Regions from separate parts of the Mus musculus genome. Here region 2 is linked to region 1. The links are chromatin loops, found by intact Hi-C in ENCODE. Cell type or tissue: left cerebral cortex. All regions are shown on one strand.

What was found. Peaks named below come from ENCODE experiments on the same cell type or tissue, not always from the same donor. Only the 100,000 strongest peaks of a DNase experiment are listed, where the experiment ranks them.
Region 2: a loop joins it to region 1, with 1.8 times the contacts of the local background. A loop is called at or near these places in 3 of 42 quality-filtered maps.

What each region holds. Positions count from the first base shown.
Region 1 is chr6:41,909,227-41,914,226 of GRCm38, forward strand. No RefSeq gene overlaps it. Among named protein-coding and RNA genes, the nearest start is that of Sval1, 40 kb to the right of the region's middle. In left cerebral cortex, no CTCF peak of the experiment used is centred here; a DNase peak (open chromatin) is centred at 2,618.
Region 2 is chr6:42,042,425-42,047,424 of GRCm38, forward strand. Sva (seminal vesicle antigen) reads left to right here. Exons shown (of 4, transcript NM_009299.2): 4 at 148-427. The coding sequence ends at 281. Among named protein-coding and RNA genes, the nearest start is that of Sva, 6.5 kb to the left of the region's middle. In left cerebral cortex, no CTCF peak of the experiment used is centred here; no DNase peak of the experiment used is centred here.

The sequences.
Region 1 (5,000 bases):
GCCACTGTTTGGGCGGGTTTCCTGTGTCCCCGTTTCTCTCCCTCTCTCCCTCTCTCCTCCTCTCCCTCTCTCCCTCTCTCCCTCTCTCCCTCTCTCCCTCTCTCCCTCTCTCCCTCTCTTCCTCCCTCCCTCCCTCCCTCCCTCCCTCCTCCTCCTCCTTCTTCTTCCTCTCTCTCCCTCCCTCTCTCTCTCTCTCTCTCTCTCTCTCTCTCTCTCTCTCTCTCTCTCTCTCTCTCTCTCCCGCCCCAAGTGGCTGACCATCTTTTTCACAATTCGAGCAAATTCCAGGTGGAGGTTATCCAGGGCCCATCATCTTCTTCAGAAAAGGTGGTGCTGCCTGAAGCTGATGTGTCAGAATAGTCTTTTATTATTAAAACATCTTAAATGTCATAATCTGCAGATCTTTGAGGACCACCTACTAAGGTTATCTCAATAGACAAATGTTGCTTGCTTATAGCTATATATTTGCTGCTTCACTTTGAAAACATATCGAGCAGGGTAAATAAAGCTTATATCTGTAATTTACTATCCTTTTGCCTAAAATGACTGTGAGAATATTATTTATAGGTGACTGACTACTAACTTGCATCTCCTAATTATGTTTAACTGTTGACAATGGTAGCTTTTATAGGACTAGAACTTTCCATTAAATTTTTAAATGTGTTACATATACATATACCTTAACTGAGAGTCAAATCATATATGTAGTATGTTGTAAGAAATATTTTAAATTTCTATATTCATAAAAAATTCCATAACAATCTAAAATATTTAAGACTTGTTTTCTAGTAAAAAAAATAAACACAATAATCCACACACCTTTTTCTTTCAACCCTACATCCCCCTTTTTTACCCTCCTTTACCCTCTACTCTTTGTCCTCTCATTTCTTTTCCCTCTTTCCCCCTAACACTAGATAGAAGAAAAAAGAATGGATGTGAGTAAAACAAGAGAATGAGATTCTTGACTCTAACCTCCCTTACTTTGTTTCCTGTGGGTTTCCCCTTCCTCTTAGGTCATCAACCACCAGCTCATCATGGTGTGGAGGGCAGAGGCAGGGAGCAGGATTCAGTTGACTATCAGTACTGACAGAACGGCTTTCAGGATCAACTTCAGTGAGACAGCTCAACTTTACTTAGGGTGAACAAAGGCTAAGTATATCTTTGGGTGTGGGTAGGGATGTCCAGGATGAGTGTGTGTTATTCAGATATGAGGTGCTGGAAATGGTTCATTTACACAAAGAGAGATTCCAAGAATCTGCAGAGCAGGTTCTTCTCATGAGAGAGGAAGGTGAACCTGTAATTCAGCCAAAGAATATGTGACTGCCTTCAGAGGTGGGGGAAGTAGGGGTCATGCACACAAAATTTTAGGCTAAGAGCAGAGAGAGACAGAGAAATAGAGAGAAAGAGAAAGAGAGAGAGGTTAAAATACTTGTTGTAAGTCCTATCATGCTTTCTTATTTTCTCTCTAAAAAGTCATTCCTTGGCTGATATAGAATGAATGGCTCATGTTGTCTTTTGGTGGGCCCAAGAAAAGTCTGTTAGGTAGTTTATGGAAATAAGGAATTGGTTTATATATATCTGGATGATCTATACTTATAAGCCCTATGTGTGTTCCTTCCATATCTTTTGCATATCCCAGAAAGCTTATTTTAGGAATTACCATTAAAGAAAAAATTATCCTTAGGAACTGTTTACAGTATTTTAGAAAAGGATCTGGTCTTCCACAACCAAAGCACTGGACTTTCTAAGCTTTCATACCTTTTGCAATTGAGTGTCTAATCATAACTGAATCATAAGCATTAAGTTCTATATCCACAGTAATTTTAATCCATTTATAACTAGGTACAGATCTGGTCTTTAAAGGTGTAATATCCTTTTTGCATTAAGCATTAGCATTCTCAAAATATAAAGATGCAATTAAAATTTCTCTAGCATCTGGATCTGATATTGCTCTATTTATAGCAGAAGTTAATCTTTGTAAAAAAAAAAATCAATGAAAGATTTGTCTGGACCCTAGGTGATTCTTGTAAATGATTCAGATTATGTTCCCAGTTGGTTGTTCATCTTTGTCTTAAGCACTTAAAGGTACTTACAACATTGCTCTAAGATAGCATCATTAAATATAATTTGCATTCTTAATTCAGCATATTGATCTTTACCTAGCAACTGATCCTTGACAATATCAATGACTCTAGTCTGATTACATTGTTCAATAGCTGAAGCCTCTTCTTTCCATCATGTCAGCTGCTGTAGTTGAGGCCCAGACACCAAGATGCCTGACATTACATTTTTTAACCTTTTGGAAATATACTATTATTTATGGCACAATTAATAACTCCATCAGTATCTGTTTTACATTAACTGAATGCATATCATTGGCTGTCGCTGTTTCTTAAATCTTTTTCTATCAAGTACTTCCATGGGCTACCAACCAAATCTTTCATAATCTTATGGATTTCCGTCATCTAGATTTCATTCTCTTACTGGAAGTGGAAAAAAAATGTATTGTTGGAAGCTATTTTGACTACTTCTGTGACAGCCTGCATGTCTGTCAAGAACTTGGCAAGTCAAGTCAGGCCAAGTTCTGCTGGTGGCGTTCCCAGCCTGCTGACGCAGCATGAAGCTCGAGGCAAGGGCCTGAATGTTCTGTTAATCTTGGAGGAAGGAATAGGGAGGATTAGGGTGGCCTCTGGCATTGGTACAGATATGGAATATACTGTTGGCTTGTGACTTTGTTTCCCAGGATACTGTAAAGTATATAATGCCTAAGAGAATTAAACTCGGGGCTGCCACAGTTCTGACTGGACAGTCCTCCTAATTTCTAACCTTTATCTCTGAGTCTTCTCCATCTTTTCTGTAATCCTCATTGCCCGCTCTAAGGACTTCTTGACTTCGTACCAGCTGGACCAGTACATTGTATGTCTTCTCAAGGGCTTAGTTTGCCATCTTGCAATCTCATCACTAAGTGACACAGTAGGCTTACTTTGGATTTTTCTGACCTAGCTTGAGAAAAATATTATGATTTAAAATATCATTCAACTTTTGTTTTATAGCTTATAACACAGCATTCCATTTCTCAGTGTGTTTTATTCTTATCTATCCTAGAAAGGACATAAACTGCTATCATTACCAAACATACTGTAATTAATTCCATGTTAATAATTAAAACAAAATTATATGATGTCACAATGCCCTCTGCCATAGAGGTTTTTATGTTTTAATGCAGAAAATATTTTCTTTATTAATCTCACTAACTCTTTCCTTCCTTCTGAGATTTCACTTTCTTATTTAAATGTTATGCTTCTTTCTATGTCTATCTATCCTTGATTTTTCCCCTTTTCAACATCTATGCATGTTTACAAGGCGGTTTTATCCATTTCTCTTTTACTGCTTTTAAACTTAATATTTATTTCGGTATCTAAGTTTCTCTAAACTCTGTCCTCTGAAAATTGCCAGCAAACATTCATTACTGGTTCAGAATTTTTTTTCAGTTCATGGTCACTATGTGGTCAACATTTGCTATGAGCTCTGGGGAACTCAGGTTCCTGCATGCTGCCACTCTTCTCAGTCATGGGTGTTTGCAGTCCCATCTACCCAATTTCCCACATCTGTTTTCTTTCCCTGGTGTTAGCATTCTGCCTGGACTCCACCCCACAGTTACTTGGCAACAACTAGGTAGACCTGACCCACTATAAAACGGGCTGCTTGCCCCTTTCTCTCTCTCTCTCTCTCTCTCTCTCTCTCTCTCTCTCTCTCTCTCTCTCTCTCTCTCTCTCTCTCTTCCTCGCACCCTCTTGCTCCCCCTCTCTCCCCATTGCCTTCTCCTCTCTCTCCATGTGGCCATGGCTGAGCTCTACTTCTCTTCTCTTCTCTTCTCTTCTCTTCTCTTCTCTTCTCTTCTCTTCTCTTCTCTTCTCTTCTCTTCTCTTCTCTTCTCCTCTCCTCTCCTCTCCTCTCCTCTCCTCTGCCTCCCCTCCCCTCCCCTCCTCTCCCTCCCTCCCCTCCTCTTCCCTCCTCCTCTCTCTCTCCCTTTATCTACTTCTACTACCCTCTTAACTCCCCTCCCCATGTCCTGAATAAATCCTATTCTATACTATACTGTCATGTGGCTGGTCCCTCGGGGGAAAGGGATGCCTTGGCATGGGCCTGCTGAGGCACCCACTTCCCCCATACCTCACCACACCCCCATAGAACATATCCTTCTACTTCTTTATCTTTTTATAAACACATCACCTGGCTCATTCTCTCTGCCATTCAGCCTCTATTTCCTATCAAGTGATTGGCCACTAGTTCGTTATTACAACCCATTGTCATTGAGATAACCTCTGATGCTATTCTAGATTGTCTCTAGGCATCGAGAGCTGCCTGAACTTCAAGTGTCTGAACAAGTATGGAGGGAAAAATATTTACAAATAAAAGGCTTATATTGGACCATATAACTGACAATACTAATATACTGCCAACATTGAAGTCTCTGCTGGTACAGAATTAAAAATTGAAAATACAGAAACATACCTTCACATAATATAAAAAGATTGCACCGACATGTGTCTATAATTGAGCATATAAAAATAGTTAGTAAGTATAAGAAATAGCCTAATTGTCAGTAGTCTTTAAGTAAATACAAATTAATGTTATAATGAGATTTTAACTGCAAGAAGTCCTAGACCTAAATGAAGTAAGCACATGCACCCATCCCTAACTCAGAAGGAATCTCCAATTGACAATCAATTGCAAATGAAAATTTTGTTTCTTCCAAATGAGTTTAGCTGAGGAAACAAACTACTCTTAAGTGTTGGCCGCATGATCAGCAGTAGGTGACCAACACAACATGAACTTAATAGCTTCCTGGGAGATTACTGAATCATAATGTCGTGTCAGGGCTTTTCATTTTTAAAACTTTTATCTTACTATTTTTACTTCATTTCACTCTACTTACATATATACGTTTCTTCCTTCCTTCTTCCCTTTCTTTCTTTCTTTCTTTCTTTCTTTTTTTC
Region 2 (5,000 bases), 130 kb after region 1:
GAGAAGGAGCTGAAAGAAAGGAAAGAGAGTTCAAAGAGCAGCTGTACCTTATATATAGGAAAGGAATCAGTGTATTCTAAAGTCAGCATGGGCTATGAATGGAGTTATATGGAGTTTATAACAACATTTCTACTTGTCTTTTTGTAGAAAGCACTTACCTAACACTATCAGCCTCCATTCTGCCATATAAGAACAAATGTCCTGACTCTGACGAACCACTACTATATGGCGACTCTTACCAAATGTACAATATTACAGATAAAATCAATGTAACACCATAAACTGGAAGGTTGCAATAGAACCACATCACTAACGTACTCTTGGAGAGGATTGTGTGTGTGCGCATGTATTTTGCAATAAAATAAAATAGTGTTAAATTAATTCTGTGGTAAAATCTCTGTATGGTAAATAAATTTTTTCCACCTCACAATTCACTATCTACATCCTTTAACCCCAAAAGTATATCAGTAACTGAGAGAGAAAGAGAGAGAGTGTGTGTGTGTGTGTGTGTGAGAGAGAGGGGGAGTTTCATTCCTTTAGGTTGAAATATGAGTATCTGATAACTTGTAATAATATTTTTAAATTATTGTTGCTAACTGGGCCAAAGAAAACATCATTTCTTTTTCTTCTTATTCTCAGTATGGGCTAAAGTTGAATTTGGAGACAAGCTTCAGTGAGGCAGCTCACTTAATTAGCAGGAGCAAAGGATTTAGCAGGAGCAAATACTGTTGCAACAGGTGTACACCATTCATTAGAGTCGGGGGGCTGAGGATGCCTAATTTTAATAAGGAGGAATTCCAGATGCTTGCTAGACATGACCTTATAAGAAGAAAAGAATAACCTGGCTGCAAATTTGTGACCTTCTCTCATGTGGGCAAAGGTGTGGTGCAGGTGCAGGTCTATGTATGTCAGAAAATGCAGGCTCTGGGCAGTGGTGGGAGTGACGCCATTCCTATTGCTCTTGAGAAAGGATTTCTGAGTAAGAATACAACTCAACACCACTCCTGTTCCATACAGGCTCCTCACTGTTCCAGGGCCCTGCAACCTAACATATATACTGTTCTACAATTATTTTTAGTTTAGTTGTAACTGAACTGTTTTCAGGATTAAGTCTTTAACCCCACTTTGTTCATAAGCCACGTAGGGTTATCTTCTACAGTTATTTTACTTTTTGACAATTATGTAAATGAATAAATATGATTATGATTATCCTAATGCCCCATCTTATCTACCTTCCCTGTCCTACTAACCCTGATCTTATTCTCAACTAAACCCTCCTATGTGGTTTTTGTGGGTGTTTGGCTCTTGCACAAGTAGTCACAACTACTCTGCATTCATGAGTATAATGACGATATCATGTCCAGAAGACAGCATTTCACAGTACTCTTCCCTAACTTCTGGCCTTTATGCTCTTTTTGAAACCTATTACATCATGTTTCCCAGGCCTTAAAAGGAAGGTAAAGATGTTCAGTTTAGGGATGAGTACTCAACAGTTACTTCTGCTTTGCATTTTGACCAGCTATAAGTTTTTAACTCATTGTAAACAAAAAGTTTCTATGATCAAGGATAGAAGCAGTTCTTTTCTATGGATATAAATACTTAGAGAGCATATTAATTAATTACATGTCAGTTTAGCAAAACATCCTCTATTGGAACTGTAGCCTCACCAGCCACAAGATCTTGATCTGATTTTCAGTAAGTACGTTATTCAATGGGTAAGGCTACAAATCCAATCAGAAAGTGATTAGTAACCTCCAGTATATCTATGCCTCTTTTATATCTGAAGGCAAAACTTGTCTAGTAGTTCTTTCTGCATTATAGAATGCAGGGGCCACCATTGGATAAGACTGTTGATGACTTCTGCCATAACAGCCTGCATAGAAATTTCTAACACTATGAACATGATCCAACAGGGAGGAAGTGTCCAGTTCACTTATGATTTAATTTCTTTATATTCTCTGTCCAAAGTATGTGATGTGTTCAGCAGTGAGCTCTTACCATATAGTTCTACTAGGTGGCCAAGAGCAATGGCAATAACTGGTTTTTATTTTTAAGCATGTATGGAATGACTTTCAAACAATTCATGTGAAATTTTGGGTTAAAAACTTATAATTGCTCACAACATTATTATCTACCAATGCAGAGTACCTTCTTCATTCAAGACCTTTCATTTTTTTAGATTACACTGTTTAGTCAATGTATAAACTGGAAGGGTTGAAAACTCATATGAAATAAGTGACCCCAAATATTCCACCAGAGAACTCCTAAACGTGATAAACAACTTCAGTGAAGTACCTGGATATAAAATTAACAGTGCCCTTTCTCTACCCAAAAGTTAAACAGGCTGAGAAAGAAATGAGGGAAACACACCCTTCACAATATAAAATACCTTGGTGTGACTCTAACTAAGGAAGTGAAAGATCTGTATGATAAGAACTTCAATTCTCTGAAGAAAGAAATTGAAGAAGATCTCAGAAGATGGAAAGATCTCACATGCTCATGATTGGCAGGATTAATATAGTCAAAATGGCTATCTTGCCAAAAGCAATCTAAGGACTCAATGCAATCCCCATTAAAATTCCAGCTAAATTCTTCACAGAATTAGAAATGGCAATTTGCAAATTCACCTGGAATAACAAAAACCTAGAATAGCAAAAATATTCTCAACAATAAAAGAACCTCTGGTGCCTCATCATGCCTGAACTCAAGCTGTACTACAGAGCAATTGTGGTAAAAACTGCACGATACTGGTACAGCAACAGACAGGCAGATCAATGAAATAGAATTGAAGATCCAGAAATGAATCCACACATCTATGGTCACTTGATCTTTGACAAGGGAGCTAAAACCATACAGTAAAAAAAGAGACAGCATTTTCAACAAATGGTGCTGGCACAACTGGCAGTTATCATATAGAAGAATGCAAATTGATCTATTCTCATCTCCTTGTACAAAGCTCAAGTATAAATGGATCATAGGAACTCCACATGAAACCAGAGACACTGAAACTTATAGAGGAGAAAGTGGAGAAAAGTCTCGAAGATATGAGCACAAGGGAAAAATTCCTGAACAGAATAGCAATGGCTTGTGCTGTAAGATCGAGAATCAACAAATGGGACCTCATAAAATTGCAAAGCTTCTGTAAGTCAAAAGACACCGTCAATAAGACAAGACGACAACCTAAATATTAGGAAAAGACCTTTACCAATCCTAAATCTGATAGGGGACTAATATCCAATATATACAAAGAGCTCAAGAAGCTAGACTCCAGAAATTCAAATAACCCCATTAAAAAACGGGGTACAGAGCTAAACAAACAATTCTCAACTGAAGAATACCAAAGTGCTGAGAAGCACCTGAAAAAATGTTCAACATCCTTAATCATCAGGGATATGCAAATCAAAACAGCCCTGAGATTCCACCTCACACCAGTCAGAATGGCTAAGATAAAACTCAAGTGACATCAGATGCTGGTGAGGATGTGGAGAAAGAGGAACATTCCTCCATTGCTGGTGGGACTGCAAGCTAGTACAAGCACTCTGGAAATCAGTTTGGTAGTTCCTCAGAAAATTGGATATACTTCTACAGGAAGATCCAGCATTCCCACTCCTTGGCATATATCCAGAAGATGCTCCAACTTGTAATAATAACACATGCTCCACTATGTTCATAACAGCCTTATTTATAATAGCCAGAAGCTGGAATGAACCCAGATGTTTCTCAACAGAAGAATGGATGCAGAAATGTTGTACATTTACACAAGGAAATATTACATAGCTATTAAAAACAATAAATATATGAAATTCTTAGGCAAATTGATGGATATCATCCTGAGTGAGGTAACCCAATCACAAAAGAACACACATGATAAACACTCACTGATAAGTGAATACTAGTCCAGAAGCTCAGAATACCCAAGATACAATTTGCAAAACACATGAAACTTAAGAGGAAGAAGGACGAAAGTGTGGATACTTTGCTCCTTATTAGAATGGGGAACAAAATACCCATGAAAGGAGTTACAGAGCCAAAGTTCAGAGTTGAAACGTAAGGAAAGACCATCCAGAGACTGCCTCTCCTGGGGATCCATCCCATATACAACCACCAAACTCAAACACTATTGCATATACCAGCAATATTTTGCTGACAGGACCCTGACATAGCTCTCTCTTGTGAGGCTATGCCAATGCCTGGCAAATAGAGAAGTGGATGCTCACAGTCATCTATTGGATGAAACACAGAGCCCCTAATGAAGGAACTAGAGAAAGTACCCAAGGAGCTAAAGGGGTCTGCAACCCTATAGAAGGAGCAACAATATTAACTAACCATTACCCCCTAGATATGTGTTTCTAGTTGCATATAAAGCAGAGGATGGCCTAGGCGGCCATCAGTAGGAGGAGAGGCCCTTGGTATTGTGGAGATCATATGCCCCAATGTAGGGGAATGCCAGGGCCAGGGAGAAAAGTGGGTGGGTTGGGAAGCAGGGCTGGGGAAGGAGATGGGGGGCTTTGGGGATAGCATTTGAAATGTAAATGAAGAAAATATTTGATAAAACAAGATAAAGGGTAACACAGAAACCACATTAGGACCAATATACTGTGATATGCATGGATCTCTAATGTCATAGTTAAACCTATTTTTCTGTATGCTCACTATAATGAATTAATACAATGAGATACAGTTCAAAAATGAAATAAAAATTAACTTCTGAAATGCATCCAGTTCCATGTCACCTGACATTTTCTGCTATGAAACAAACAGGACTGGAAAGTTTGCCTAAGTATACAGGTGCTTTCTGATTTTACACGAAATCTATGGGAAATGTGTAAGGATTGACCCTGCTGCAGAAAACTGTGACAGTGATATAATGCCTGCCATCTAGGCTTATTGGTAGACAAGGAAGATTAATTTCTAGAAAAAATCCTATTGCCCCTGAAGTCGGGATATTTATCCAATGTTTGTCAACCTTTAAATCAACCTAACACAACCATTAACCTCAC